Linked DNA regions of Mus musculus: regions 1, 2, 3, 5, 6 and 7 are each linked to region 4. Evidence: chromatin loops called from intact Hi-C (ENCODE). Cell type or tissue: heart. All regions are shown on one strand. Links, peaks and the distances in the headings refer to the core of each region. The heading gives the core; the rest is flanking DNA.

Region 1 (4,302 bases), core at 160-4,159, 100 kb before region 4:
CCCTGCCAAGGCTAACAGGAAAAGCACTCCTCAGGTCTCCTGCATGGTTGCCTGGTCAGGGGACCTTTTTCTGCCCCTACCCATAGCTACAATCCCCAGAGCAGCTCACTATGACCTGCAGCTTTCCTTGGGAAAGGACAGTACTGTCCCCATGGCAGAGGGGAAATTTTAAAAAGGGGGGGGGGCGAGTAAGAGCTGGCCTTCTCAGACTAAGGTGCCAGGAAAGGGTTGGCTGGAGCAGTGGGTCACTGGCCACTTATAAAACAAGAGAATAAATCCTCATCCAGTCACCCTCGCCATCCCAGGGGGGACAAGCTCCAAGACGTCTCAGATACCCACATTCTTGAATACCCAAGTCCTTGTATAAAACGGAACATTATTTGCATGTGATTTGCAGCACACTATCCTGTAGTTTATTTATAATCCTAATTCAATGTCAATGCTTCCTAACTAGCTATTATCCTGCATTGTTCACAAAGCAACAACAGAAAAGAAAAAAAAAAGGCAAACTGGTTAACACATTCTGTTTTCCTGAATATTTTCTCCCCCAGCCAGTTGAACCTGCCCATGCAGACAGGGAGGGCTGACTGTAGTTTTATGGGGAGACAAACCAAGTTGCTGGGAAAGTCATAGTTTCCCATCTGAAATGAATACCCTCCTGCAAATGGGCTCTCTCCCTCTTTTTGCCAACTCTGTGTTGGATGGATGGAGAGGGGCTGGTGTCAAAAGTGGACACTCTCAGAGGCTGACCAAGTAATTCCAGACTGGTTGGTGTCCATGGACTCGGGCTCTGTGCGGGCCAGGCCAGCTACCAGGAGCTCCTACTGAAGAGCCTCCTCAAAAAGCCTGGGCTCAGAGGTTTGGCCTTGTCTTCTGGGAGTGGTATGAGGCAAATGGGCCCCTGTCTCTGCCTCACCAGGACTGATCCCTGAGAAGAGCTGGTAGCCCAAAGCTCCAGCCTGTTCTCCCATGGCCTGGAGCAACACCAATCCCCACAGGTGGCCCAACTGTGGTATGGACTGGTAGTGAGTCCCTCAGCCTCCTGATGAATGCTGCTCCAGCCACAGGGCTGACTGTAGGTCACAGGGGCCATCCCAGTACCTCTTCATCAGGCTGCCTATGTAGACTAAAGAACTGTCCCTGCAGGTCTTTCCTCTTAGAGTTCCTATTGATGTGAAGAGACACTATGACCAAAGCAACTCTTATAAAGGAAAAATATTTAATTGGGGACTGCTTTGCAGTCCAGAGGTTTAGTCCGTTACTATCACCTCTAGAAACACGGGGGCACACAGACAGACGTGGTGCTGGAGAGGTTGCTGAGAGTTCTACAACTGTATCATCAGGGAACAGGAAGACAGACTGAGCCACACTGGCCTGCTTTGAGTGTTTAAAACCTCAAAACTTGCCCCCAAGGGACATACTTCTTCCAACAAGGCCATACCTACTCCAAGAAGAACACACCTCCTAATATTGCCTATGTGAGCCTTGGGGGGCGGGGGGGGGGGTGATTCTCATCCAAACCATGGGCCTGAAAGCTACGTTGGCAAGTTTGATCTTCTTTCCACACTCGGAGCCTTTGTCAGGTTTTTTTTAAACATTGACTTTGATTCTGTTTTCTGTACTAAGTCAATGCTCACTTTTAAAACCAAATCCTGAGTCTTATTCTCAGAGAGGGCCCCAAAAAGTGTACAAACTCCAGGCTTCATTCTAGACCTGAGAATGGACCTCGGAAGAGCACAGGCAGGAAGCTGCTGAGAGCTCTGTTCCCAGCAACAGAGGCTAGGCCTGGGCGGAAGCAACCCCAGCAGAAATGTAAACCAGAGGAAGAGGTAATCTGCCCAACGATGTCCTGAAGCCTGGAATTCCAGTGGGCCTGAAACTACTGACCACAGACATGACACACTGAGCCAGCCCGGCCTCACTCTGTAACTTCCCCAGCACTTGGGAGGCTGAGGCAAGAGGACTGTTGTCACAGGTTCAATGACAGCTTGGCTACAGTGAAAACATAGCTTGAAAAACAAACACGGTAGAGACACTGACCACAAGGGGGCGCTCACCCCAGCCCAGACACAGGCAAGAGCTATGGTTCGCTCCAAGGCTGGGAAGATTCAGAAGGGAGGAACTGCCTGCTGGGGCCAGAGCCAAGAGAGAAGGCTTCTGGGGAAGGGTGAACCCCTGCCACCTATTTCTTCTCCCAGAATTCAACACGCTACAAAGGGTCTCCGGCCCCGGCCCAGCAAAAGGATAGCTTCCTGTTGAATCAGCACACTCAGAACTACCACTAAGTCCTACATCATGCCTCACAAGAGACTCCAATGGGGCGGCATTTGCTTGGGAACCTCTCACAGGCCTGGCTGATAGAGTTCTTCCCCCACCCCTTTTCCAGAATCACCCCAGTACTGTGACTGCTGGGTGGCTTCTTGTACCTACATATCCTATTCATCGTAGGTGTTCCCATGTGCGTCTCAGAGGTCCCCCTCCAACAGGGTAACATTAGTTTTTCCTCAGCACAACCCAAAGAAACCAAGAGACGGAAAAAGCAATGTTACTATGCAGTTAGCTTGACATGGAAGCTACCCCGAGAAGAACAAAGCCACCACCCCTCCCAATGGTTAGTAGGCCTTTCACAGATAACCTCGGCAACTGTAGCCAGTGATGACCCAGTTGTGGTCATTTTAAGAAATAAACAACAAATAGCCCCAAGATTAGACTCCAAAATGACCCGATTTTCCAAATGAGAACAGGCAATAGGCTTGGAGAATGGACAGGGAAGTGTGAAGGAGGAGTCTCGCAGAAGGTGGGGTTTACTATGCCAGGAACGGGTACCTCCTCTTTGTCCTCAGTCCTGGCAAATCCATGCGTCTCTGGTTGAATCAGAAGCTGGGGCAGGAACAGTTAAAACATAAGAATAAAAACCTACTCCCAAACCAAAACCTGTTCTGCAGGAAGGGTATCTCCAGAGTTCGCTGAGAGGAGGTCTGAGCCCACCCACGCTCCCTCACAGCAAAGTCTCTTCATCTCGGACCGTCACCCCCAACCTGTCTGGCAATAAACGGTTTCACAATGGTTCCCCGAGCATTTAGAAGAAACAGAAATGGCTTCACCAAGCACTGCACCGTTTCAGCAAGTTTACAAAATCCTGGGGCTCAGTGCTCCCCATCTCTCAAGTTTCCACTCAACAGCCCGGCAAGTGGCTGACATAGCAGGAGGGCGTCCTTACCCCCCCCCCCCGCCCCTGTCCCCCAGGTCTCTGCAGGCAGGCACCAGGAAAGGCGCGCATGCCACTTAACAACTGCGTAATGGGAGAGAGGTCTTTGTGAGTTCACAGTTCTGTGGCCCCTGCCTGTCAACGGCGGCCTCAGAGCCCCCTTTTATAATCTTTCTCAAGACTTAAATGTGTGAGTACACAAAGCGCCCTTAATGGAAGGTCGCTCTGGCTTGTATAAAAAGCTGTGTAAACTTCATCTCTGCATTTACTCAGTACCAGCCTTGTTTAATTTCCTGCCCGTGGATGTTCAGGGAACGTGATCAACCTCAGGGCTCCGAATATCTTTCAGAAAATCAACTGTGGCTTCCCCATCGATACCAGAGGGCTCCCCAGAAGGACAATATAGATGTACCCCCTCCAACTCTGTCAAGGAAAGGCAGCTTGACAACGTGCTCCTGTATAGACTGCGTGGACACCCCCAGATGGTGGAATTGGAGGCTCCCTTACAGTACAAACACATCAGGGTGACCTTGACAAGTGACTCCCCTTCCTGGGTTTTATCTCTTGCCTGGGGTACATACAGGAATGGCAGTGTCATCATGGGCTGCAGTGCGGGAGATGAACCCTAAAGCTCAAGCCTGCTCCATTTGGGATAGGGCCATGAACAGAAACAGTCTGCCATGAGGGAAAACTCAGACGACGTCAGCATCCTTCAGTGCCATGTGGGAGGAGTGAGTGGCATCAGGGACCTCAGGATCAGAGATGACCTTTGTCCCCGCCATGAGCCTGTGGTGCTGCAGGGACCCTCCCTTTGCACCAAGCCCTCTTCACAGACCCATGTTCCACAGCCTTGACCTAGAAACACAACCTGTTTCCTGAGTAGGGAAGTCTATCCGCTATCAAGCCTCCCTATACAATCCAAAAGCATTGTCCGTCCCAGGATGCCCCTTCCCACCTGAGCTGCCCACACAGCTGCAGGGAACCCACTACCTGGGCTCTCATCTAGCCAGGCTGGTGCCCAGCTCAAGCGTGTAAAATGCCTCACCACTTCCCATCCAGAGCTCAGGAGGGAATTCCAGGCCAGGCCCCAAACC
Region 2 (4,268 bases), core at 1-4,000, 78 kb before region 4:
GTTGGGACAATAAGAAAAAGTACGTTCCAGTTTAAGATCAATGCTAAACATTTCAACAGGGGCAAAATACTCTACATCGTTTACAATACTTTTGAAAGTTAATCACAATGAACACGAATACAAACAAATGTAATATCATCATAAAATACAAATGTGTTGGTCACAATTACGTAGAAAAAATAATATCTGTTTTCCATGTCAGCTCACAGCATCTGTACTGGAAATTCCTCTAAAATTAAAACAAGTCCACTAAAAATATAGTTGAAAGAATACTTCTGCACTATGAAACAGAAGAAATGGGGTTCAGCGGAGAGCCCATCTGAGTAAGGACTTTATCCAGCCACTGCAGAGGCCCGTGGAGGTGAATCTCAATCCAGCAGGGAGTACTGGTGACGTCCTGTCGGTGGTACTCTGCTCCCCAGCCCTGGAAATGAACAGGCAGCAAAGCAAATCGCTCTTGAACAGTCAACAGTCCACACTAACTTTAACAATAAAAAGCTTAACTGCAGAAACACATAAGACTTACTTAAACTACAGAAAACCAGTAAGCACTCACATATGGTATTAAAAGACACATCTGCAGTATTCAACTCTTCAACAAATAACAGAATTTCTCAGACACAGACCCATAGGACTAAGAACATGTTTAACTGTTACAAAAACTCCAGACTATGATCCTTCACAGCTAAATCATGCCGTGCTGTGATACATATTCTCACTGAGTAAATAAAGCCCACGCCCTCATGGGGCAGACTTGGGGGGCTCCTGTCCCTGCGTGTTTGTATCTGATGAGAGAGTATGGACACTGACCGACCCATATCATGTAGTTCACTGTATGCCAGAATCACATCAAGCCCTTATCCCTAAAGGTGAGAAATTAACCAGATAAAGTAAGCTTCGGATAAAAACTGAAAAATGTGGGGCGGTTTTGGTTCTACTTTCATTTTCCTGATTTATCAAGTTTTCTGTCCCACTGATTATAGTAGCTCTGCTCCAGGGAAACTAGGGGGATGGAGGAAAGAGAAATGGGGCAGCAGGGGAACTGGACAATTAAAAAAAAATCACACTTCAAAAGGGGGAGAGAAAGTAAATTCAGACCTCTGATAAACAGCAAGGAAAGTGTGGACTGGGCTTACATGCCAAAATAAAAAAACAAAACAAAACAAAACAAAACAAAACAAAACAAAACAAAACAAAACAAAACACAAGCCTACTTCTGCTCTTCCTGACCCAGGAGGGTGCACTTCCAACTGCTGAAACTCACCACTCTGAGTCTCTCAACATTTTGTTAATGAGACACAATCTTTATAATGGTCAGTGAGCTCAGGCCATGAGAGTGACAGGCCTTATAAGTCCTTTGCCACAGGCCTGAGACACAAGTGATAAAGCACTATAAATGTCCCTATTACTGCAGTGGGACTGGAGCCAGTCAAAATGCAATGTTAATGTTAAATACTTTCTAATAACTTAGTCTATTAGATGAAATACTTTGTAAATCAAACCTCTACCCATTATTGAAATTAATCTTGGATCTTATGTGTAGATTACAAAATGAATCATATGGTTAAAGGGATAAATTCAAAAAGTTCACTCAAATGTATGAAATTGAGTCAAAAACACTGCTTAACTTCATTTAATAATTCCTTATAATGCATGCACACTTACAATGACTGAAGTCACATTATACACCGTAGCTACTCACCTTGACAAAGCTCATTCGAATGGTACACATCTTGGTGAGCTCATACACAGCCTCGAATCCATGGTTGACTGACTGAGCCAGAAGCTGAGCAAACTCCTGATTGTTAAAAATCTTGAGGCTGCAGCTGCTGGGGATCTTACAGACGGTGGTGGGATGGAAGCCATGGTGAAAGTTGCAGTTCCTACTCTGAACAAAGATGCTGCTGTCACTAAGACACTCAGCGTACACCTCCCCACCAACGTAGTATAGATGAACACCTTAAAGAGACAGGCAACAAGAGAGATGGCTTAGCAAATGGTTGTGAGACACCACCAAAGCACCCAGGATGCACAGCAAACTCCAGTAATGCTCAGATTACAACCACCACTAGATGGCCTTCAGCAGCCAGAAATTATCTCCACAACTCTACGAGAGCCTCAAGAGGCCAAGCCTCGGGCTGGAGTTGGCAGGTTTGTAAACTGCCTGACCCCGGAGTTTGTGTTCCCTTTTCTCATCACCGTTTGTTTCTCTAGAAAGGAAAAGGTGCTCTTTAACATTTCTTTTTATGAATACTTTCCAAAAAGTCATCATAAATGTTAGTGATGTTTTCCACCCTGTTTGCTAACAAAGAAGACCACAGCATTTTAATCATTACCCACAGAAACCCAGACACACATATGTGATGCCAGATTACAGAAAATTTTAAGATAGCAGGCTCATCTTCCTTTGCTTTTAAAAGCCTTCTCTCTTTACTTCTGGGTTTGTTTGTTTGTTTGTAAATGAAAGTGGAGCAATGGCTCAAAAGTTAAGAGCACTGGCTGCTCTTGAAGAGGACCCATACTGGATTGCCAGCACTCACATGGAGGCTCACAACCATCTCACTCCAGTCCCAGGAGATGGCCCGCTTCTGGCCTCTAAAGGCACTGTATGCATGCAACACTCAGACATACCTGTAGGCAAAATACCTATACACACAAAATAATATAACTTTTTAAAATTTTCTAGAAATATATTTATGAGAAACCAGTTCTGATAGTAAAATTTAAGCTTTATTACTAAGAAGCTGACTCAGAAAATGCTTTTCCAATATATCTAAGAAGTACCTCAAGATTTTCTTCCCCACAGGTAGACAGTGCTACAAATTTGGTGTATATCCTTTAAATGCAGCACATATTGAGTTACAGTGGTGGTTTGAATATGCTTGGCTCAGGGAGCGGCACTATTAGATGTGGCCTTGTTGGAGGAAATGTGTCATTGTGGGAGTGGCTTTGAGACCCACTGCCTGAGGACAGGCGTCCTCTGGATGGAGATAAAGAACTCTCAGCTCTTCCAGCCCCATGTCTGCTTGGACTCTACCATGCTCCCACTTTGATGATAATGGACTGAACCTCTGAACCTGTAAGTCAGTCCCAATAAAATGCTGTCCTTGTAAGAGCCGCCTTGGTCATGGCGTCTGTTGACAGATATAGAACCGTAACTCAGACAGCTACATACACTTCTATAGAATACATTTGTGTGCTTCTGGGGATAGGAGGATTTGCTGTTTTTGTGTTTGCTTGCTTGTTTTTTTTTTATAAAGGAAACGGGTGTCACAGTCTATTGCTCAGAAGCACACAGTCTTGCTTCACTCAGTCAGCATGCTGCCAACCGCCATATTCTAGATAAGAGAGAACACTGACTGCCCTCAATGGACATGTTTCCATTATTGTCTGTGTTCACACAAAATGCCTACTTTAGCAGGATCTCCATAAATGTAAATCTCTGTTCAAACAGAAGTCACAGAATTGTGTCAGCATATGGTATTAAAAAAATGTGGCTTGCTTCTGAGTAAACAGAAATGGATTCTGGAGTGGGAACACTGGTAAGTAATTGAAAACTGATCCAAAGAGATGTCCCTTAAATGATCTCACTGTAGGGGAATTGACAGAGAAACATATACAGGAGACACAGTTCACAAAAAAGGTTTGGACAAGTTGACAACAAAATCAATAAAAACTGTTCACATTGTTTTGTTGTTTGTTTGGGGTGTTTTTATTTGTTTGTTTGAATTACGAATGTCTTGCTATGTAGCCCAGGCTGGCCTTGAACTTGGGACCTACTTGCCTTAGCCTCCCTGGTGCTGGGATTGCATGTGTAAGCCACTGCACCTGGCTTCAGATTATCTTTCTGAATCTCATCCATAAGAAAACCTACCACAATTATTGTTGTCTGCCATTGCTGCTAACTCCCACTAAGATGTAAATCAAAGGAGCACAGAACAGCAGGCTACACAAGCCAAGCCGCTCCAGCTCCTGGGACATGCAGCACACCCTACAGAGGCGGACCCTCTGAGGTGTGACACTGCATCCCATGAAGTATGCAGAGTGCTACCAACCAAGATCCATGTTGGTTTATAAGGAAACTCTGACGTATGAGGTCTCTGGATATCCATACTCTATTTTCCACCCCAAACTCCACTGCCTCCATACTGTGCTAATCTTACAGGAGCAAACACTCCAAGTGCAATACTTTTTACATTTCTAATCCCTCTTTAACATGCACATATTTTTCCAAGATTTTATATACATATACATACATATATACACAC
Region 3 (4,302 bases), core at 249-4,248, 600 kb before region 4:
GGGGGTACGTGATTCATGGCACTCTGCCCAAAGCCTTGCTGGAAGCCCACTGTTTAGCAGTCCTGTAGGCCTATATAGCTAACAACTGCTATTAGATAGGAGTTGTGAATCTTCAGTAAGTCACAAGGCAATATTCACAAGGCAATACTCCAAAGAGCCACGCCTGCAGCCCCAGACTTTCTTTTCAGACATAATGTTTTCCTTTTTAATTATGTGTATGCTTGTGTGTGCATGTGTGTATGATGTGTGTACTTGGGCACTTGGGTGTGATTCCTGCAGAGCCCAGGAGCTATGTCAGATCCTCTGGAGCAGGACGTACAAGTGGCTGTGAATGGATCCAGGTGCATGCTGGGAACCAAACTCCAGTGCTTTCTCCATGAGCAATCTGCACGCTTAACCACAGAATCGTCTCTCCAGTCCTCATCAACAGATTCTAAGTCATGTGCTTGCAGAATGCAAAGAGCAAATTAAAACAAACATGCATAAAAGTAAAAGTATAGAACCAACTCTACAGTTTACACACGGGGTCCTTCCAGAGCAAAGCAAAGCCATGACTTATACCCAGTATGTAGCAGCTAGGGCCAGGGAGAAGTGAGACTTCTCTGCCTCTATCCGCACAGCTGTCTTAGGTGTCAAGTCTACTGCCATACTTTGGGTATGTTGTAAACATTGTTCTGTTTTGTCAAGGATTAGTGTTGTGCTGGAGAGATGGCTCAGTGGTTAAAAGCACTTCCAGAGACTGCTCTTCCAGAGGTCCTGAGTTCAGTTCCCAGCAACCACATGGTGGCTCACAACCATCTGTAATAGGATCCAATGCCCTCTTCTGGTATGTCTGAAGAGAGCAACTGTATACTCACATACATAAAATAAATTTTTAAAAAGCCGGGCGTGGTGGCACACGCCTTTAATCCCAGCCCTGAGAGGCAGAGTCAGGCGGATTTCTGAGTTCGAGGCCAGCATAGTCTACAGAGTGAGTTCCAGGACAGCCAGGGCTACACAGAGAAACCCTGTCTCAAAAAAAAAAAAAAATACCAACCAAACAAACAAACAAAAAAAAACAACCCCCCCCCAAAACAAACAAACAAACCAACAAAAAAGATTGGTGTTGTTACTCTCTTACGGTGCCTAATGTATAAACTATTGAGAGACCAGGAATTAGATAGAAACCCTGGTAGGTAGACAGATAGGGAGAGTAGCCATTGCTAAGTAATAAAGGTGACTTACTAAGATGACCACCTCTTCCTTCCTCACCCTCTTGACTTGAGACAAAAGCCTGGCAGCTTAAAACAAAGGTCTTGTAGAAAGGTTTTGCCCCCCCCCCAAGCAGCCCCCCCATCCATGGTGAACTGGATTGACGAGATCAAGGACAGGTTACACAGCAACTGCAGACCACCCAGTCAATCACCCCTCCTTCTAGGCAGCCGACTTAAGTTAGGGGAGAACCAGAGACTTTAAAACCCCCAGTGGATTTCCAGCTTTCCGAGTCCCCTCTGCTTTGCAAAGGATCTTTTTCTCTGCTTGTCTGCTGTACATGTGTGTTTCATCTCTCTCACACAGCCCTCCCACGCCCCCCCTCCCCCCATGCCTCTTCAGCTGCTGATCTGCCTGTCCCTGTCTGAGGTGTCTGAGATCTCGCCACTGCTACCTGAGCTGCCTGAGATTGTTCTGCCTTTTGATTCCTTAACTGGTTGGTAGGGAAAACAAACTTAATCAAGAGCCCTAGACTGTATCATTGCCAGAGTAATGTGTGTATCAGGGAAAAGCACAGGATACGAGGGTATATAGTCCTATCGAAGTTCCAGACATTTGCTGGGGTGGGGGTGGGGGGCGATGTGTTCTTTGTGCATAAACCATCGTGGACTCTCCCTGATGCAACACTGTAGCCATCCATCTGAGTGTCTGTCACTCAAGGGGAAAGGGAAGCATCAAATCCACAGGCAATGAACCCAGTTGGCCGCCAGAGGGCAGTAAAGGACCAAACTGGAACTGAGGCTAGGCAGGAAATTCACATCAGCCAGGGTAGATGACCCAGGATAAAGCTATTCTCCAGGTTCCCAAGGCTGAGCAAGCAGGAAAAGATGCTACCCAGAGTCAAGCTTTCTAAAGTCTCCACGCTTGTGGATATGCCTCTAATCACCTCAGAGAGGCCTGGAAAGTTCCACTGCTGCTAATGAAGGAAAAGCCTTTTCTATACGCATACAATCCTGCACACATCCTAGCTAGAATAATAGAAAAGGAATCCCATGCCACATGGTTTAGGGTGGTGGGAGTTTAAGAAAAACGTCCCACAGCCAAGGAATCCATTGGTCTAATCAAGCTTGGCTCCACAAGCATCTAATCGCCCCCACAGCTCCAAGGAAGCCTGACAGACAGGCCTGTCCCATGATGCCCCGCCCCCCTCCTAGCATCTTCAGGTTCTGGTCCATCCCTGCTCTGAGCTGACAGCTGTCTGCCTCCCTTGGTGATAAAGGGAGCTGCGGCTTTCTTCTTGGAGGGACTGAGGAGTTTCGGGAGACTCACCAGAAAGTCACGAGGCCTCTCACTGACCTTATGTAAACAGTTAACAAAGGCTGGGCGTGGGGTGGGTGCGGTGGGATCTCCTGCAAGGTGCATCAGAGATGCCAATGATGTAGCTTTCCAGAATTGCTACCCATACTCCTCTGGGGTTTCCAGTGAGGCATCTGCCTATCACCCATGCTTCTGTGAGTAACCCAAGCAAGCTGGCCCACAAATCTAGACTGGGGTGCAATGGTTCACTGCTCTGGTCCGGCTTCATCCGTGCTTTATCTGGGGTGAAGAGGACCTTTGTTCCCAACAACACTAGGCCTGAGGTTTCCAGTTCTCCTGTCTTTTTAAATAAGAGTAGACTGCACTGATTACAAAGTAGCAAGAATATTCTAATCACAGAAAAACAACAGTACAGATTAGGGGGATACAGTGTTACGATCTACAGAAACCAGGAGACTGACTACACTTGAGGGCCCAGGATATTGATTGGAGCTGTTTCAAATGGGGACTGAGGAAAGGAGAGCTCATTGCTAAAGTTATCATTTAAAGTTAAGATTTGGGTGGGGGGTTTTTTTTTTGATTGACAGGTTATATAACCATTTTTTCACTCTACATGTCTCTTCCCATAATGCATCTATTTTATATGCATGATCAATTATTCAGAAGCATAAGATGATAAGTAGGGAACCCTTTCTAGAAGTTTGAAGGCACAGTTTGCCTTATATAGACCCCAAACCAGTTCAATTTGTTTGTCCTTTTCACTCTTGTACCTGGTATTATCTGAGTACAAATGAACAGACTCATCTGTTTGGTGGTTGGTAAGGGGAAGAGAACTCTACTGTGTTCTCCAGTGTGGTATGCAGGTGGCTCAATGCAAGAGGTGGCCCTAGGTACCAACAGGTAGCTAGGTGTGTTGTTTGGAGGGGGTATGTGTGCATAGTAAGTAGAGGAAAGGATCTCTAGCTGCCAAGTGTGTTATTCAAAGGGTTTGGTACACAGCCCATACCAAGTGGAGTCCTACGCTATAAACCTATTCTCTACGCTTGCCTCAGTTTGTGGTTATCTCTCCAGGAAAACGTTAATCATCGTACAGAAATGTCACTACTGGTAACCTCAGAAAAACTTCTAGACTTGGTCAGGGAGTAAAGATTGATGTAGGGAGAGTACACTGATATTCTTCTAGTTCCTGAAGCCTAAACTCGACTAGAGGTGGGGAAGGGCCAATCTTCCCACTGTGTTCAAAAATCGCCTGACTGGTCAGCGTTACCAGAAGCTTTGACAGGATTTGCAGGATTTGAGGACCTCAAGCAGGCCTTAGAAAACACCAGGTGTGGCCCTGATGGCTGGATCAGCGAGGTTTCTTTTCTCTGGAAAGTCACACAGGGAAGCAGCCTTTGATTGACAACTGCAATGAGCACTGATTTAAGACTACAGTGGCTCTATCTCCAGCTCCAAGAAGGAGCTATTGCAGTGTTCCTGCCCTGTGCCCGGTAAGCTCTGTGTCAGAGAAGGAAGCCACCCTGGCCTGGGCCTGCACCCCTCTGCCTCTGCTCCTTCCTCCAAGGCTCACCTCTGCCCCTTCCTCATCCTGCTAAGCACAGCCCTCTCCTCTGCTCACTTCTGCTTAATTGATCCTGCATGGCTCTCCCTGCCATATCCTGTCTCTGCTCCAACACCAATCCCAGCCACCCCACAGGTGCTCGGTGGCCCTTACCTGTGCTTGCTTCCTTTCACCTGACTAGCCATTAGAGACATCCTGTCCTGGCAGGGAGCTACTGGGGTACAAAGACATAA
Region 4 (4,302 bases), core at 55-4,054:
CTGACTCTGAGAACAGCTTTTCAAGAGTCTCATTTCCCCACTCCCTTCCCACAGGTTGTTTAAAACCAACCTGTTTGTGAACATTCAGCTTTCAGTTCAGGGTTATAATGAATGAAGGTGTGTTTCAGATACTTCTCTATGGCTGTGATGACATCATGACCAAGGCAACTTATAAAAGAGAGCATTTAATCAGGGGCTTGCTTACAGTTTTGTGAATCCATCGACATTGTGGCAAGGAGCATGGTAGCTAGCAGGCAGGTATGGCACTGGAGCAGTAGGTAGAGCTTACGCCGATATGCAAATGGTGTGGGGGAGAGACCAGGCCTGTGAAGTTTTGAATCTTCAAAGCCTGACCCAGTGACACACCTTCTCCAACAAGGCCACACCCCCAAATCCTTCCCAAACAGTTCCCCCAACTAGGGCCAAACATTTGAATAGATGAGCCTTTTGGGGCCATTCTCATTCAGACCTCTACAGGGCACTAAGAATACGTATGAGATTTTGTTTTTGCAAACGTCAATTTTTAGAAGATTTTTTTTTTTTATGATTGTTTTGCCTTCAGGTACGGGTATCACATGCATGCCTGGTACCCTCAGAAGAGGGTGTCTCATCCCCTGGCACTGGAATTAGGATGGTAGTGAGTCCTGATGTGAGAACTGGGAACCCAACCCGGGTTCTCTGCAGGAACAACAAGCACTCTGAACCCCTGAGCATCTCTCCAGCCCTGCGAGTGTGTTCTTTTGAGTAAATATCTTGTAGTGGAGAGGCTGGATCACACTGCAGTGAGTGTTTAGCTTTTTAAGGAACTGCCAAACTCTGTTAATACAAACTGGAGGCGCTGTGTAACACCCCCCCACCGTGGGGGAGGGGCAGGGAAAGCGGCAAAGGCTCTGCTCTGTTACCCACAGCAGCCAGAGGCACTCTCCTCATTTTTAGGGACCTTGACTTAGGCCAAACAGGGATTTGTGGCTTCAGCGTAATATTTTAGGACTAGCCAGTGTGAAGCAGAGTTTGGGTTTTAGTAAAGAGAGAGGCCAAGGACACACCCAGATATGGGTACAGGCTTCTCAAACAAGAGGGGGTGTAACAGAAGCGGCTCTACCATTGCGCCCTTCCGGCTAATCCCAGCACCTAGGCCGATGCCTCTGGACACAAACCCTGAAAGATGTATCCTGCCTTACCCACAGCGAGTCTGCCACGTCAGTACTGGATCTGCTGGTTAACCTTATACACTTATTCATTCTCGTAACATGTTAGTTCTGTTTACTGCTAACTGTTTTATGCATTGTGGCAGGCATTGGGGAAGTATTCTCAGTCCTATCCTGTACCATAGGAGGCAGTGTTTGGGCGCATTCAGGTGAGCTCCTGCTAGCTGGGTAGGACACAGGCTGAACGGGAGGAGGGTGCAGAGCAGAGAGGAGATAGAGCTCCAGGCTGGTGCACAAGGACCCAGGAAAGCAGTGTGGTTGCAGCAGAGCAAGGGCAGGAAGAGGGGTGCCCCGGACTGTGGGACATACAGCCGGGCACCAGCTCATGCAGCCAGTGCTGTTTGACTTCAAAGACTAAAAGGAGGTCCTTTATAGTTGAATATAGAAAACTAGGGTTTCCGGTTCCCAAATATGGGGCATTTTTTCATGAGGTCCAGAGGCATTTGCCCACCAGGGGGAGCACATGAGATGCGCAGCTGGCCCCTGCCTTCATGCCTGCTGATTCTTATTCCTAAACCTAGGCTTCTCTCAGCCTCAGCCAGCCCCAAGGCCAGGATCAGATGAGACAAATAGGGGAAGGGGATTGAGAGTGGAGAACAGGAAAATGGCTATTCTTTCTTTACCTGTTTACAAAGTCTGCAATATGTCTGGCTGCCTGAGCTGAGTAATTTCAGATGCCTCGATTAGCAGATACTAACAACAGCGCCATCTTCCTGTACTCTGGAGGGCCAATCAAAAGGCCTCCTAAACGCTAGGATTCCCTGGTCAGCATCCATTTATTTATTCTTCCTGTCCTGGGTTTCTGACTGCCTGGCATCCCTTGGCACTTTACTCTCATTTTGAATATTGGCCGTGTGATTTGTTCTTCTTAACTTGCTTAATCCAATGGTTGATAGTATACTTTGGATGGTTGTGAGACTTGCTAAGGTCTACGTGGCCACTCCTCCCCACGGAATCTCTGAGTCCTTTACTGAACAGTCTTTATTGCCAGTTCCATATAACCAGGGACAAAGCAAATACCGTGGAGGCAGAGATGCTGGGAAAATCACAGTCAGAGTATCAAACCTTTGTGCTTGTTAGGCTTCTATGGCTGGGAAGAGACACCATCATCATAGCAATGTTTATAAAAGCAAGCATTTTATTGTGGCTTCATACACTTAGGTGTTCATTATCACGACAACAAGCATAGTGACACACAGGCAGACATGAGGCCGGAGAGTAGCTGAGAGTTCTACATCTGGATCTGCAGACAGCAGGAAGAGAGAGACACGCTGGATCTGGCTTGAGCATTTGAAACTCCAAAGCCCAACTCTAGTGACACACTTCCTTCAACAACGCCACACCCCTCCTCCAGGGCCATACCTACTCAATTGAGGACACACCTTCTAATAGTGCCACTTCCTGGGGACCATTCCTATAGAAACCACCACAGTGGTATTTTTTTTTAATTGTGTGTGTGTGTGTGTGTGTGTGTGTGTGTGTGTGATGGCTCTTGTGTGGAGGTCAGAAGAAAAGTCAGGCTCAGGCCTCGCTTCTCACCTTGTTTGAGACAGGGTATCTTCTTTTCCACCTCCCTGTGGTGACATGTTACAGGTCACACTTAGATGTCACCTGAGGTTCTGGAGATTCAAAGTCAGGTCCTTGTGCTTATACACCCTGCCGTCCAGCGTTTTGTTTATGCTAAGGACCTGATCCCAGGGTGAGACCTCCCCCTCCCCCCACAAGGTGGCCACCCTGGATTTTTCTGTAGGTCTTTATAAGAATCAAGTTCTTTTCTCTCTGTCCTGTGTCTATGCTGAGCACATGTAAGATGCTAAGAGAAGTCTCCCCAACCCCACCCCCACCCCCAGCCTTACTTGCTTCCTTTCTAGTGGTCTGTACACTCTCCGGATACCCGTGGGAATTGTCTTCACTTGTGTATCACGGACATATCACTCGGGGGTAGAGACTTTCTACTGTGGTGGTAGCTACGCACCATCTAGGATCCAGGAGGCCAGATTAAGTATTTGCTAAAATAAATGAGTTAGTGCACGTAGACATATACATTTGCTTCTGATATTAAATTCTTGTCCTGAACATGTCTAGCAAAACTTGCCTGTCCCTAGGATCTTGGGGTCTGTGTGAGAAAAGCCAGGCTGCTATGTGGAGGTGGGGAGGTCTTCCTCAGCCCAGAAAGTCCCTGGGATCCCAGTGAGATGGTGCAGGGTGGGTGGGGGAGGAGGGTGTAGTGCAGGGAGCACCTCCCACAGCTATCCTCAGCACCAATTCCTCTCTACTCTAGACCCTTTGACAGTTGCTGGAACACCGTCCAACCTTGTTGACAAGCCTTGATTAGGCTGGCCAATGGTATCCCACTTGTCTAAACATGCTGCCTCGTCTCCAGTGTCACAGAACAGTCACATACGGTCGTCCTGACTGTGGGTCTTCAGGCCTCTGCCCGTACCCTGCTGTATCTCACATAGACACACCTGGGGCTATATACGTGGATGAGAGATGGTTCTCTACCCTCTACCTACCTGAGCAGACACGACACCATCGAACAGAACTGGGAGGGACAAGCTGGGAGGAACACGAGTTTCTACTGAAGGAAATGAATCCAGTGCAGAGAGAACACGTTCTCACCCGAACCCCCAGCCCAGACCCTGGGCTTTGTAAAGGAGAGAGATTTAACTACAAGAGACACTAGAACTGGATGTGCCGCCACCACCACCACCACCAGAGTGAGCAGGTAGGAGATTCAGCCTGACATCTTTGCTCAAGCCTTAAATTCTAGTTATTCTTGATGAACACACAGTGCCAAAGAGAACAAAGCAGACAGGGGGTCTTAACTGCCATATGGAGGAGGGCTCCTACAGCAGGCAGCACTCAGGGACCACCTAAAAGCCAAGTTGACAATCAAGATTAATCATTACCTGCCTCCCCACAGAAATGAAACACAACACTCCCTCGCCTTCTCTCTCCTCTCCTCATCCTGGCAACTATCCAAGTTTTGGTGTCTCTACCCTCCCCCCTCTCACCCCCTCACCCCCCCTCAACCCCCCCCCCCCCGGCTAAGCATTGCTTTCTGTTCTTTCCTCAAGTTGGAAGATCACGA
Region 5 (4,302 bases), core at 223-4,222, 180 kb after region 4:
CTGGGTTCTGTCTTCATGCATGAAGGTTCCAGAACTATTATTCAATGCCTCTACACAGGGCATTGAATAAGGAGGGTGTCTGAGTCTGTGTTGTGCCTAACTCTGGTCTGTGGTTCCTGCCCCCCACCCCCACCCCCAAAAATGAGGCAAATCCTTCCAAACTTATCACTCAATGTGTGATAGACAGGAGATGCTGAGGGAGTGCCACTCATTTACAATAATCATCAGATCAAACACTTCACATTCTGCACTGTTTCTGTTTGTACCAGGAGGCAGAACTCGGGACTGGCAGGAAGTAGACACTGGCATTTCTTCTTTATAAGCATGAGAGTCGAAGCTTTCCAGGTTGGAGACGTTCCCAAGAGCCTTCAGCTGGTGGAAACTGAAAAGCAGAGAGCCACTTCCAGCTGGTTCTGCTTGCCAACCCCTCTCTCTGCCCACCCCGTTCTGTCGCTCTCCTATCTGTGTGAGATTTCTACACTACTTCCTCTGACAGCCTGAGGGTCAGATGGGTTCACCGCAGCCCCAGGGCAGACTCACTTATCCAGCAAGCAAAGGTCAGAAAGGGTTCAGATTTCACCCACTTTAGTCCTTTCAAAAGTTAATGCACAATTCATGTGCCAATCCTTACATAACACCCATAACAGGACCTGGGGCAAAATTCTGTAATTAAACGCATCAATATTCAAAGCCCAAGAACGTTCACACGGATAGGTTAAGGTTGACAGCCGAAAGAGTCACAACAACCTTGAGTTGGCTGAGCTGTTTGGGTTTCAGGGTGTCGCTAAGGGATTGAGGAGCTGAGTGTACAAGACAGCTTTACTCCAGCCTGGGGCTCACATATGCTCCCTCTGGCTCTGGGTCATCTCCAGGAGGAACAGAGGTTTCTGCAGCACCCTGACTGGCTGGCTTCATGGCAACCCGGGTGGTTTCCCCTGCATCTGGGTCTTCTGAGTCAGACTACTCATTGTGGTTTGTGCTGACTGTACTCATTCAGGATCGCAGGGAGGGGCAGGCGGATGCTGGTGGTTGGGATGGTCTCAGAAGACAACACCAGCTACTGCAAGGGGGAGAGGCCGAGCAATAGAAACCCAGGCTTGCTGCCACATCAAAACCACCTGCCAGCTTGGTGCTTTCCCTTGGCTTGTCTGTAAAGTTGAGTAAAAAAAAGATTCACTCCTGCAGACAAAGTCCGAGGATGGCACACCTGGAGTGAGGAGGACTCACCTGGAGTGAAGAGGACTCACCTGGAGTGAGGAGAGCTCATCTGGAGTAAGGAAGGAGCACACCTGGAGTGAGGAGGGCACACCTGGGGTGAGAAGGGCACACCTGGAGTGAGGAGGGCTCACCTGGTGTAAGGAGGGGGCACACCTGGGATGAGGAGGGCACACCTGGGGTTCCTGAGGCTGTATCCTTTGAGGCTGTATCCCAGCCTCAGAATCCAAAGTCACCTCCAAACGGAAAAGGGAGCCATCTTGAGTTGAACATTTCACTTGGAATTCCTAAAATTTCCCCACAAGTGGCAAAATCACACCCCAGACCCACTCCTGGGTATTGGATAGAATGGGGCTTAGTGGGGTGGGGGTGGGAGAAGTGAGGCCAGCTGGGGGGAGGAGGAGGACAGTTAAATTTAGGTAGAAAATAAAAACAAGTTGCATCCACGCACCCAAGGACGCGGTTCGATGACTCCACAACCATAGTAAGCATGCAGGTGCAGGAAAGATGGCGTGCTATGAGACCGTGAACACCGTTCTTAGGACTTGGGTTACCTAACCCAGAGGGGCCCCCTCCATGCTCAGGGAAACCAAGCCCAGTGAGCCCTCTCTATGCTCGGCCAGTGGCCAGAAGTCACGCTTCTCTGGGTATACAGCTCCCTGAATGTCACAACTGAATCACATGCTTCTGGAATCTTCTTTGACAACAGTTTAGCACAAAGGATTCTGGGAGTTAGAACCCAGACCAATAACCTGTCCTGTGTCCTGAGCATTCGAAGACCGACTCAGTATTTACATCTACCCCACTCCAAAGCATGCTTATGAAGACACCAAGGGGCAGCTGGGGCTCTCGGGGTTTCACACAGACCAGGCCCAGGGTACACAGATACATCATCCACCCTTTGTCAACCTCCGAGCAGAAAGCTGAGCAGCCCCGAATCGCGGAGGAAGACTGGCTTTTGTTTTTGTTTTTGTTTGTTTGTTTTTTTATAGATGAGGAAAAGAGAAGCCCACGTGGGCAGAACATGTGGAGATTATGCAGATAGGCATTGAGGCTGGAACCCAAGGAAAGGACAGCACCCTGGGGCAAGGCGAACAGTGAGACAGGGAGGGAAGTGCCCAGGACCCATGCTCTACAGGTCACCAGCTAGCAGACAGCCTTGGGATTTAGTTGATGTCTGCTGCCATCAAGTGGTGATTCTATGGCATATCAGCCAAACAGGCTTTTGAGAGACAGTGTCCCACAAGACCAAAATCTAACTTCTTATGACTCTAAGATACTGCCTTCCTCTCCACTCCTGTTTTCTCATGTGCACATGGGATCTCGCAAGGACTGTACAGCAAGCGATGTCTCAGACGAGCAGAAGGGCTTCCAGCTGCCTTCTATGCATTCACTACAGAGGAGTAAACTCTCTGCCTATCTAGGAGCACACAGTGGGAGATCCTGACTGGCCTCTGAACACACCACTCTTCCAACCCAACTGTGCAGCCAAGGCAGGCACCAGGGCACGCCTACACGACATATCCTGGAATGGGATAGAGGAAGTACTCTGGGTCCATCTCGGCATCCTGTAACACACCAGGAGCATCTCCTTGCCAGCACCCTCAGTACCTGCCCGTGGTGCTGTGGTGGGAATGAAGCCAGCCTCTTCCTGTTAGAGTCTAGTAAACTAGAATGAAAACTCTGCTGGGGCTCCTCCGCTCTTACCCCTGGAGACAGTGCCTGCAACACAGCAGGTGCTCAACACACGTGTGATGACTAAGTCACCAGGGGCTCCATAGCCTTGGGTTCAGAGCTGCCCAGGGGAGGGGGCTTTGAACTCCAAGAGCTGTGGAGGATGGATGTGGAGAGAGCACTGTGAGGAAACACCTGTGATCTACACAGGGGAGAGTGGCTATGTCAGCCTCTGGGGTGGGGTGGGGTGGGGGAGGCAGCTGTGATTTGGTGCTCGGTCTAGATCACATAGAGGTGGTGGATCCCCCTACTACCTCTTCCTTGGGGCAAACCAAGGAAAATCTTTTTTTAAAAAGATTTATTTCTTTTATGTATGGGAGTACACTGTCGCTATCTTCAGACACAGCAGAAGAGGGCGTCAGATTTCATTACAGATGGTTGTGAGCCACGATGTGGTTGCTGGGAATCGAACTCAGGACCTCTGGAAGAGCAGATGGTGCTCTTAACCACTGAGTCATCTCTCCAGCCCCCAAGGAAGATCTTAAAGGCTTGTTTACATGGCTGTGAGGACAGTTCCTCACTGGGGTATAAGATCACCCTGGACCACATTTCTGCGTGGCTGGTGGTGGCTGCCCAGGTGACAGTGTTGGGCAGGACTCTGAAGCCACATCCAGCCGTGTGTGCTGAGAGGGGTTTGGGGGGTGCGGTAGGTGTGGCTGCTGCAAGCACACATGTGGACGCATGCCACACAATAGCAGTGCTACCTCCTAGGTGGTTCCCAAAGGAGGTAAGACAGATGCACGACGTCACACTGGAAAGCAGACTGTGCCTTTTATTATGATTTCCACATAAAAGTCATGTCCACAGAACACCCACCCCTGCAAGCTCTGGCTGTCACCTGCCACGCAACGACACCATCACATGACACTGCTCAGGCTTGGGAGAGAATCTTTGGATATTCCTATCCTATATGTTCTTTTCTAGACACCGAGCCCTCCCTCTCAATCTCGAGGACCGGGAAGAAAATGACACACACTGGTTTCTCTCTGGGATGGCAACATCTCCACAGACCTAAACTGGATAGAGAGGAAGGTGACCAAGATCTCTCAGAAGCCAGGGAGAGAGCTCTGCATGTCACACAGAAACAACCCAAGGGGCTTACGGTGCTTTTATTTGGGAGCGCAAGTCTATGCTGGGTTTTCATCATCCGTGGGCACAGAATGTCTTGCCTGTTTTTCTCAGGTGCTAATCCAGAGCTGAAAGAGATGGTGGCTGCCTGGTCCATGGTCTGCTGCTTCCTTCCATCATTAGACTGGGGAGAGAAACAGTCTGCAATCATGGAGGGAGGGAGTCCAAGCTCAGGATGATGGCTGTGGCCCACCTGGCACTGGGCAGAGATGGCTGGGTCTTCCT
Region 6 (4,302 bases), core at 112-4,111, 82 kb after region 4:
CCCCCCCTTGATACTAATTGAGAAAATGTCCTCTTGCTCTCTTGTTCCTTCTCCCCCTCTCTCCCCATTCCCCTCCCCTCTCTCTCTCCACATGCTCAATACCGGTCTCTACTCCTCTGCTCCTTTGTTCTTTTAATCTCTCTCTGTCTCTCTCTGTGTTTCTCTCTCTGTCTCTCTCTGTCTCTCTCCCTCTCTCTCTCTCCCTTTCTCTGTCTCTACTACTCTCTCAACTCCCCTCCCCATGCTCTGAATAAACTCTAAAAGAGAAAGGGAGAGAGAGAGAGAGAGAGAGAGAGAGAGAGAGAAAATGTCTTACAGCTGGATCTCATGGAGGCATTTCCTCAAGGGAGGCTCCTTTCTCTGTGATAACTCGAGCTTGTGTCAAGTTGACACACAAAACCATCCAGTACAGTATATTTATGTATGTGAGTGTGTGTATATACATGTATGTGTGCATTAGTGTGTGCATGTGTGCATGTGAATATGTGTGTATGTATATAAGTTTGTGTAAGAGTGTATGTGATTTGTGTGTGTGTGTGTGTGTGTGTGTGTGTGTGTGTGTGTGTGTGTCAATACCTGTGTGAGCACTGGTTGCTTGGATTTGTTGTAACTAAGAGTTTCCAGCTGCCAAGTGGAATTAATAGAACCTGTTACTTCTCTCTTGCCCACAGCAGTCATGGGATGACTTAATGCCAAATACTCTATTCAGAATTAATTACTGGGAGCATATACATCTGAAGCCATCGTGCATCACTGACCGAAATAACAAACTTGGATATATGGGCATCTGGTTGACAGTGTGATGTCCTAAGACATGAAACAAACCGGATGGCAGACCTAGATGCTTTCACTGTATCCTGGATGAGAACCCGCTCCGAATCTGCATTTATACATGGAGTTGGCCATGTGGCCACATAAATCCTAGAGACATTCGGAGCAGATGTTGTTGAGTAGCTGGGATTCTGTAAGGACTGCATTTGAACAGAAAAGTGACACAGAGCAGGCCTTCTACATGTTCCACAGATAGAGTAATGTGGCTACTTGAAAGGAATATTTATATTGCAGATAGGCTGATTTTTAGTCAACAAATGTGATTGCTGAATTGTCTGGTCCAGGACAAGGCTGACTGTCGAATATGCAGGCATTCTGAGAGGAGGGACTAGGGCCACAGGGCAGAAGGCTGTAGGTGCCCTGTTTGTCATGGGGTCCCTTCTGCTCTTGGGTGGCAACTGAGCCCATCTCTAAGGCCCTTCCCAGTAGTGTCCACGGGTTCAGAGCCTTTTTCAAGAGAGCAGGGGTGTAACTCTGAGCTGGCCTGAAATCCCAGCCCCAGAGTCCGCTTTCTGGCAGAGTCCACGCAGAACTGCTTCATGGGATCCTCTGGGCTGTGTTTACTCCAGTGAGGCTGCTTCATCTGAAGTCATTGTTTTGATCCTCATTTGGAAGAATGTTCCAGATGTTCTTTCCTAGGGAGGAAGAACGCTCTTCTCAAACACAAATGCCTGCATTGCTGAGATAAAGTGAGTTATGTCCTGCTCCACGTGGCCTCTGGCTCCCCGGCCTGCATCCCCACCCCATCTGCCCCCTTCACGTGACCGAGTGGAATACGGCAGAATCATGGACTGGAGACTCTTCTCTCTGTAACTTGGCAAATGAAGACCTGACACGAGAGGTCTGGGGGTAAACAGATCAGAAGGAGACCTAAGCCAGACACCAGAGATGTGGTTTTCAGGCCGCACAAAGGGGAGGTTGTTTTACTTTGCTGAGATGAGCCTAGGTGCTCTGGTGAGTAAGAGCGCCCTCTTGGGCTGGGAGACTGAACTGCAGGCTAACAGGAACAAGGCTGGACAACCACCTCCGAGTGAGAGTACAGAGGAGGCCCAACTAGCTTCCTTGTCTTGGTCCTGTCTGCAAGGAGCCTCCGACTAATGTTCCTCCACAGGAGCCTACCTCAAGTTCTTCTGCATGAGACAGCCCCAAATAGCCTCTTTCAGTCTGGCAGAATGAATGTTAGACAAGAAAAGAAGACAAAAGTGTCCTCTAATGTTCCTCCACACGAGCCTACCTCAAGTTCTTCTGCATGAGACAGCCCCAAATAGCCTCTTTCAGTCTGGCAGAATGAACGGTAGACAAGAAAAGAAGACAAAAGTGTCCTTAGCTAAAAAAATCGCTTTCCTGGTTCTAGTAATTCCAAAGATCATCGAAAAGAGAGTGGGCCTTTTAGCCTTTTCTTACAGGCAGACCTGGACAGGGCACTCCCAGGCTCTCCATGATCTCAAAGATCAGCTGAGCGCTTGTCACAGACTGGTTTGTGAGCTCTGCTTGGTGATCTGTGGGAGGCACCCTGTTTTCCCTAGCACACTGTGTACTCAAATATATATATATCTAGGCAACCAGAAAGCAGTTTGAATCACACACACACACACACACACACACACACACACACACACACACGCACACACACACACACACACACACACACCCAAACCATAGACTTGGGAACACACTGCAATGGATTAGGCATGGTATTGCTAAAATTTCTTCCCTCAGGGAGATATAAACAATATCTACCTTCCTTCTATGTTTCAAGGACAAACCAAAGCATCCTTTAATCCAAGTTTACTCTGGGGAAGTGTTAGGTTCACTTATAGATTAGTGGAGGAGCCACTGTCAGCAGAGTAGTCACACTGGAAGGTCTGCACCCAGCATGCATGATGTGGAGCTAGAGTCCCCTCCTCCAGTCTATATCTCCCTACTTATATCTCAGAGATCCTGAGGCCACAAGCAGTTGGGGCAAGAACGGCATGCAAGTGGTTGGTAGGATTTTCAGGAAAAAATCCCCTGCCCTTACCTGCCTTGTTCTAAGAAACATCCATGGTCAACCAGCCCAGATGTGACTGGCTTTGGTGAGCAGTCCAGCTGAACTGGGGATGGCTGGTGTGAGGATAACCCTGGACATCACAAGCCTTCGGGGCAATTTGATGATACACAACTTTTACATTTTTATAGCATTTCAAACAGAAATGTTCTTACTGAAGATCTAACACAGACTACCAGGAAAAACCCTCCCCCTCCCTTATGAAGTCATCATAAAGTTAACCAGGGAAGCATGGCCTTTGTTGATATAATACACAGATCTTTACAGACTGGTCACTCACTGTACTTAGAAGCCCTGAGATGTCCTCAGAGCTTTGCAGTACACAAACTCGGGTGGATAACTTGGGAGCAACTCAACATTCAAGTCCTCAAGAAAATAGGTCACCCTCTAATTTCTTTAGATATTTCTTATACGTGTAAAAATTAAAATGTGTAGATTTTACTATCCTGAGAGCAAGTTGCTGAGGTCTGAAGGTATACCCCACTCCCACCCGGCAGGACAGTATTAGAAATAGGTCCTTTGATAGGTGGTTAGATTGTGGATCTGAAAGGCTCATGAATGGGAAGAGAGGCTCATGAGAGGTCTTGGTGAAAAGGCTCCACTCTGTGAGTCGGGAGCTAGTTGCTTACCAGACGCCACATCTGCCAGCCCCTTGATCTTGGAAATCCCAGCTTCCAGCCTGCAAAAAAATAAATGGCTGTTGTTTATAAGCAGCTGGGTTTATAGTGCTTCATCCAAGCATTCCGAATGGACTAACACAGCCCTTCCATTTTCCACCAGAGAACAGCGTCACGCCATGGCTTTTGATCTTTTCTCCTGGGCCAAGTTTGCTCAAGAGACATAAACTTCAGGTAATTCCTCCTGAGCCGCAGCGTGCAGAGGATGCACGATGCTGGACACTGGGGGTTTTGATGAATACCATGGGCACCACATCACCAGGGAGACATGCCCAAGGACTTAGCTTCTCATCAGCACTGATCACATTATCTAAGTATTTCTGGTTTACACAGAAGGCTTTATTTTCCTTATAAATGTTTCTGTCTTAAAGGACTTACATACCCCCCCCATAAAACAATAATAAAGATGAAATATTTGGTGAATTAGGCATGTTCCAACTTACTGCAGGGAAAAGACATGGAGACTATTTTCTAACTGAAATTTGATATTATCCTGAGTTGTGGCTACTTCCTGAAAACACGAGACAGTTGCATACATAGGCATGGTCTGGGAAAGCCTACTTCACGAGTACAATGATGTTCAGGGCACAACGTATATAAAGGCCATTTTCATCTCACCATGCCCCAGTGGAAAATCCTGGCTCTGAACTTGGACCTGTCTCAGTCTACCTCTATGCTACATTCGATTGCCTGAGCATCAACTCTCTTAGTGTGTTTGCTAAACAGGATGACATTGCCATGGATACT
Region 7 (4,302 bases), core at 87-4,086, 100 kb after region 4:
TATTTCCCAGAACTTGAGTTACACAGATCGTTGTGAGCCACCATGTGGGTGCTGGGGATCAAAACTGGATTCTTTGCAAGAATAACCATTGTTATTAGCCACTGAGCCATGTCTCCAGCTCCGCGCTGCTTAAAATGTATAACTACCATGCGACTTTGCCATTCATTCCACGTAAACACCCAAAAGAATAGAAACCAGGGTCTCAGATGCCTGCACCTCTATATTCAATGAACCATTCACATACATACCCCCCCACACACACTCAATGCAATATTACTCACAATAGTAAAGATACAATCAAATGTCAGTCAATAGAATTGAAGTATCCACCAGTGACCATGTGAGTATGGTAGAACATTATTCAGTCTTAAAATATCCATTAGCCCAACATGGATAAACGTGGAGGACATTTTACTAAAGTAAAACAAGCCAAGCACAGGAGGTCAAGGTCATGATTCCACTTATGTGAGATTGAGAACAAAGAGGCAAGAACAGGAAGGTGGTTGGCGGGAGCAGGAGAAAGCAAGACATAACAAGCTCTGCGGGCATAAAGGTTTAGCCAGAGAAGACGAAACGATTCTAGAAGTAAGCCGTACATTCCACATGGCAGCTGTAGTTCACAGCGGTGGCATGTGAACGTTAAAGTGTGTTGTGAGGACAGAGCTCATGTTTACTGCTCTTACCCTGAAAGAAAGATAACAACAAACCACATTTGAAAAAGGGCAAGAAGCGTCTGGTGATGGTGGACATTTGGTACCTCGACTTGGGTGATGGCATCTCGTGTATGTACATATATCCAAACACATCAAAAGGCATAAATTAAAGGCGTCCAATTTTGTATATCAATTCTAGATAAATAAATCTAAAAATAATTGAAGTGATGTTTTAGAAGATGTTTTTTGGATATAACTTATAAATCACAAACTGCTAAAGGTGAACACAAACTCAGAATCTCATTAACATTCCAAGCTTCTATGTGGCTAATAATGCTGTCCAGGGAGTGAAAATACAACCCATGTGACAGGACAAAACATGAAATTAGGTACCTGAAGAGGTCTAGTATCCACAATATGTAAAGATCGCTGACATTGCAACAACAAAATGACAAATAACACAAAACAAGAAAATCGGGCAAAAGATTTCAATAGACATTTCTCCAAATGAGAGAAAGAAAGGGTTAGTGTGCCTTGGTCCATGAAAATACACCCAGTGTCACGAGTCAGCAGGCAAAAGGAGTTATAGTACAAACCTGAAAGTCTACCTCTCACTCGGCTGGAGGCAAGTGTTGGCAGAGTTGAGGGAAAATCAGACTCAGACATCACAGGCTCAGTGCAGATCAAAGCTCACCTTGTTCAACACAGTTGTGTCAGCAATTCCTCCTCTATGTGTCTATGTGTCCACCCAAGGAAGCTGAAACCTTATCCCCACAAAAACCTGTACACTGAGGGAGCTTGAGTGATGGCTCAGAGGTTAAGAGCACTGACTGTCTTCCAGAGGTCCCGAGTTCAATTCCCCCCAACCACATGGTGGCTCACAACTATCTATAATGGGATCCAACAGCTCACAGATGCACTATTCATGACAGTTGTGGCGCATTTATACTGTGAATGGACCTGGGAAACAATACTCAAAGTGAAAGAAGCCAGACACAAAATATCAATGGTTACATGATTCCACTCATGTAAAAGATCCGGAATGAGTAAAGACCATAGAAGGGAAAGGTAGACTCTGAGTTATGGGGGTGGGCAGCTGGAGGCAATGGAGGGAGGGTGGCTGATAGTGTGTATCTTATTTAGAGGCGATGACAGCATCCTGGAAGGAGAGTTGTGTTGTGATTCTGTGAAGATATTAAGAAGCCAGGTGTTATAAAATTTGAAAGGGTTTTATGTCATGTGACATTTCAATTGAAAAACTAAATCTGTCACAGGTGCAAAGACACAGACATTTATTACATATGGTATACTTCTTCCCTCCATTTTTAAAGAGATAAGGACACCCTGACTGGCCCTGTTTAATCTGGGGCTGCTGTGCTGCCTGGCCAGCCTCCAGGGACACACTGTGGAAAATAAGCCTTTGAGCAGAAAAGGAAGTCTGGACATTCGAGGTTCTGAATCTGTTTGGTGACCTCTAGTGGGGAACAATTTTTATTCCATTTCTTCATGGGAAAGGGGACAATTTCACACAGGACCACAATAGTGGTGGGAAAAGCTCTAAATTCTTTGCCTTTTAGGGTGTATAAACACTTTCCCAAGAACTGGAGTCATAGAAAGTATGTTTTGTGTTGTGTTGTATAGGAACTGTCTCCGTTGAACATCATAATCCTTACCGATCTACCTACCTGTCTCTCAAGCTGCCACCTCTCTCTGTGTGCTCATTAATTTGGTCCCCAGTCACTTGAATCACTCTCTCTACATCCAAGACTTGGGTACTGGAAAGACTCAGAGTGAGACTTTGGATTAAATTCCACTCTACTAGGCGTGGCCAGTGGACTTTAATCCTCATGCTAACATCAATGTAGTTTGATAGATCCCAAGGCTTGACTAGTGATGTCTGCTTTGGACACATGAAGAAATCCATGGCTTGTATCCTGCACTCTTGCCAGCTAGAAATAGACAATTTTTCTAAAGGGGCCTCTGACCAGAAAGTCTCCTGTGATATCACTCCGACCTTGAAGTGCTACATTACCCGTGCTACAAAGCTACACTGTATGTATAAACTATACGTTGTATCAAGAGACAGTGGTGCCTTCCATTGCTTACACCAAATTTAAAGTAAACAACCAAGCATGGTCTCTAGTCTGCTGTAAGGGCCACGACCCTGCCCCATCTATAATTATTCATTTCAACAATACACAAAGAAATGGCTTGCTGAGAAATGCTTGTTAGGTTCTAGGGTAAGCTGACTACCTCCAGCCACTAGAAAGCCTGGACTTCATCCCCTATGTTAAAATTATTTCCTATCAAATCCCCCTCTTTTTATTTCACCACCCAAAATGTTCCCACTAATTCCCCATGCTTAAAATGGTTTCTGTTTCATTTGGATGTGCGTGTGTGTGTGTGTGTATGTGTGTGTGTGTGTGTCTGTCTGTCTGTCTGTCTGTCTGTCCGTCCATCTGTCTGTCTGTCTGGGGGAGGGAGGGGAGGATTTGGTAGAAAGGGTATGGATTCATCACTACAACAAGGTCCCCAGTGCCCAAAGCATCCACAGAAGCTGAAATGTGCATGCACTGACTCTCTGACAATGACTACGATAGGCAGGCTTTATAGCTAGAGAGGCTCTGGCCTTATTTTAGATTTCTGAACCCACATGGTGAGAAGCCAGTGGTCTGACACCTTTAGGTAGGTTCTTCTGAGAGAGGACCAGCAGGAAGCCTGGGATGTTTGGTCACCAACAGTCCTTTGAAGGTAAGGTTACCTCTCCCCCTGCCCCAGCTTTATTCAAAGGCTTTCAAACTACAGGTCAAATAAAAGATCAGAGATACTGATATGAAAGTGCTGACCAACCCACACATCCAACAACTGGGAAACAGATGAAGAAAGGCTGGTTTACCGGACTCAGAAAGACAGGCGTTGCCTTTCTAGCCCCAAATCTTCAGCAGTGAATGCATAACCCATTGTAACCATAGAAACCAGGATTGTATAGCAGGACCATTGCCAGGATTGGGCACTGGGGGGAGCAATAGAGACAGGACAGCAGGATACAAGTAATCTCATCAGGGAGATGGGAAGAGGGGCTAGCAAGATGTAAGTGAGCTGATGGGGGAACAGGGAAAGTGCAGAGTCCTTAGGGAAGAGGGAGGAGGTAAATTCAGGAAGATGAAGGAGGGAGGTAACATAACAATATGTACATCTGGAAAAGCCACAAGAAAAGATACTATTTACATAATTTAGCGTATGAAAATACACGCATAATTTAATAAACTTTTCTCATGGGGTTGATGGCTCTCTCTGCAAGGGACAAAGACCACCTGATAAAAACTCCAAACCAGACATTAGCGGCCCTCTTTGGAGGTCTTGCCCAGGGCTAAGAGATTCCCCAAACATACAGCCTACTGCTATTGTCCTTGGTTGTCTCCTAGAGGTAGAAAGTAAGTCCCCTTTGCTGATGGCACCCTGCACTTCAGAAGCAGGGCCCAGAGGCTCACAATCTGGAACTGACCCCGATGCCCCCTCCCTGAGGACTTGCTCTCATGGTACCCTGTGTACAAGCTTCCAAAGGAGGGGTAAATGGGTGCTGGAGACAGGAAAGAGAAAGGAGAAATGTTGTAGCTAAAATAAAATTTCAAAAAGAAAAACAATGAAA

What was found. Hi-C counts contacts between places; a loop is a spot of excess contacts. Peaks named below come from ENCODE experiments on the same cell type or tissue, not always from the same donor. Only the 100,000 strongest peaks of a DNase experiment are listed, where the experiment ranks them.
Region 1: a loop joins it to region 4, with 2.2 times the contacts of the local background. A loop is called at or near these places in 7 of 42 quality-filtered maps.
Region 2: a loop joins it to region 4, with 4 times the contacts of the local background. A loop is called at or near these places in 14 of 42 quality-filtered maps.
Region 3: a loop joins it to region 4, with 4 times the contacts of the local background. A loop is called at or near these places in 5 of 42 quality-filtered maps.
Region 5: a loop joins it to region 4, with 6 times the contacts of the local background. A loop is called at or near these places in 21 of 42 quality-filtered maps.
Region 6: it touches region 4 in a loop (6-fold over the local background); 27 of 42 quality-filtered maps call a loop at or near these places.
Region 7: a loop joins it to region 4, with 4 times the contacts of the local background. A loop is called at or near these places in 20 of 42 quality-filtered maps.

Annotation. Positions count from the first base shown.
Region 1 is chr13:56,756,409-56,760,710 of GRCm38, reverse strand. No RefSeq gene overlaps it. Among named protein-coding and RNA genes, the nearest start is that of Gm45623, 4.7 kb to the right of the region's middle. In heart, for the core only: a CTCF peak has its summit at 2,044 (motif pointing right); a DNase peak (open chromatin) is centred at 2,040; H3K27me3 peaks cover 860 bases.
Region 2 is chr13:56,733,491-56,737,758 of GRCm38, reverse strand. It overlaps Smad5 (SMAD family member 5), which reads right to left. Exons shown (of 7, transcript NM_008541.3): 6 at 1,703-1,959; 7 at 1-424. The coding sequence ends at 281. Among named protein-coding and RNA genes, the nearest start is that of Gm45623, 18 kb to the left of the region's middle. In heart, for the core only: a CTCF peak has its summit at 2,068 (motif pointing right); no DNase peak of the experiment used is centred there.
Region 3 is chr13:57,257,769-57,262,070 of GRCm38, reverse strand. No RefSeq gene overlaps it. Among named protein-coding and RNA genes, the nearest start is that of Gm33197, 13 kb to the right of the region's middle. In heart, for the core only: a CTCF peak has its summit at 1,958 (motif pointing right); no DNase peak of the experiment used is centred there.
Region 4 is chr13:56,655,659-56,659,960 of GRCm38, reverse strand. No RefSeq gene overlaps it. Among named protein-coding and RNA genes, the nearest start is that of Gm40961, 7.7 kb to the left of the region's middle. In heart, for the core only: a CTCF peak has its summit at 1,667 (motif pointing right); a DNase peak (open chromatin) is centred at 1,640; H3K27ac peaks cover 1,520 bases.
Region 5 is chr13:56,473,633-56,477,934 of GRCm38, reverse strand. No RefSeq gene overlaps it. Among named protein-coding and RNA genes, the nearest start is that of Il9, 6.5 kb to the left of the region's middle. In heart, for the core only: a CTCF peak has its summit at 2,416 (motif pointing left); no DNase peak of the experiment used is centred there.
Region 6 is chr13:56,573,296-56,577,597 of GRCm38, reverse strand. No RefSeq gene overlaps it. Among named protein-coding and RNA genes, the nearest start is that of Gm32759, 10 kb to the left of the region's middle. In heart, for the core only: a CTCF peak has its summit at 1,798; a DNase peak (open chromatin) is centred at 1,647; H3K27ac peaks cover 1,685 bases.
Region 7 is chr13:56,553,940-56,558,241 of GRCm38, reverse strand. No RefSeq gene overlaps it. Among named protein-coding and RNA genes, the nearest start is that of Lect2, 7.6 kb to the right of the region's middle. In heart, for the core only: CTCF peaks have their summits at 2,137 (motif pointing left) and 3,669; a DNase peak (open chromatin) is centred at 2,041.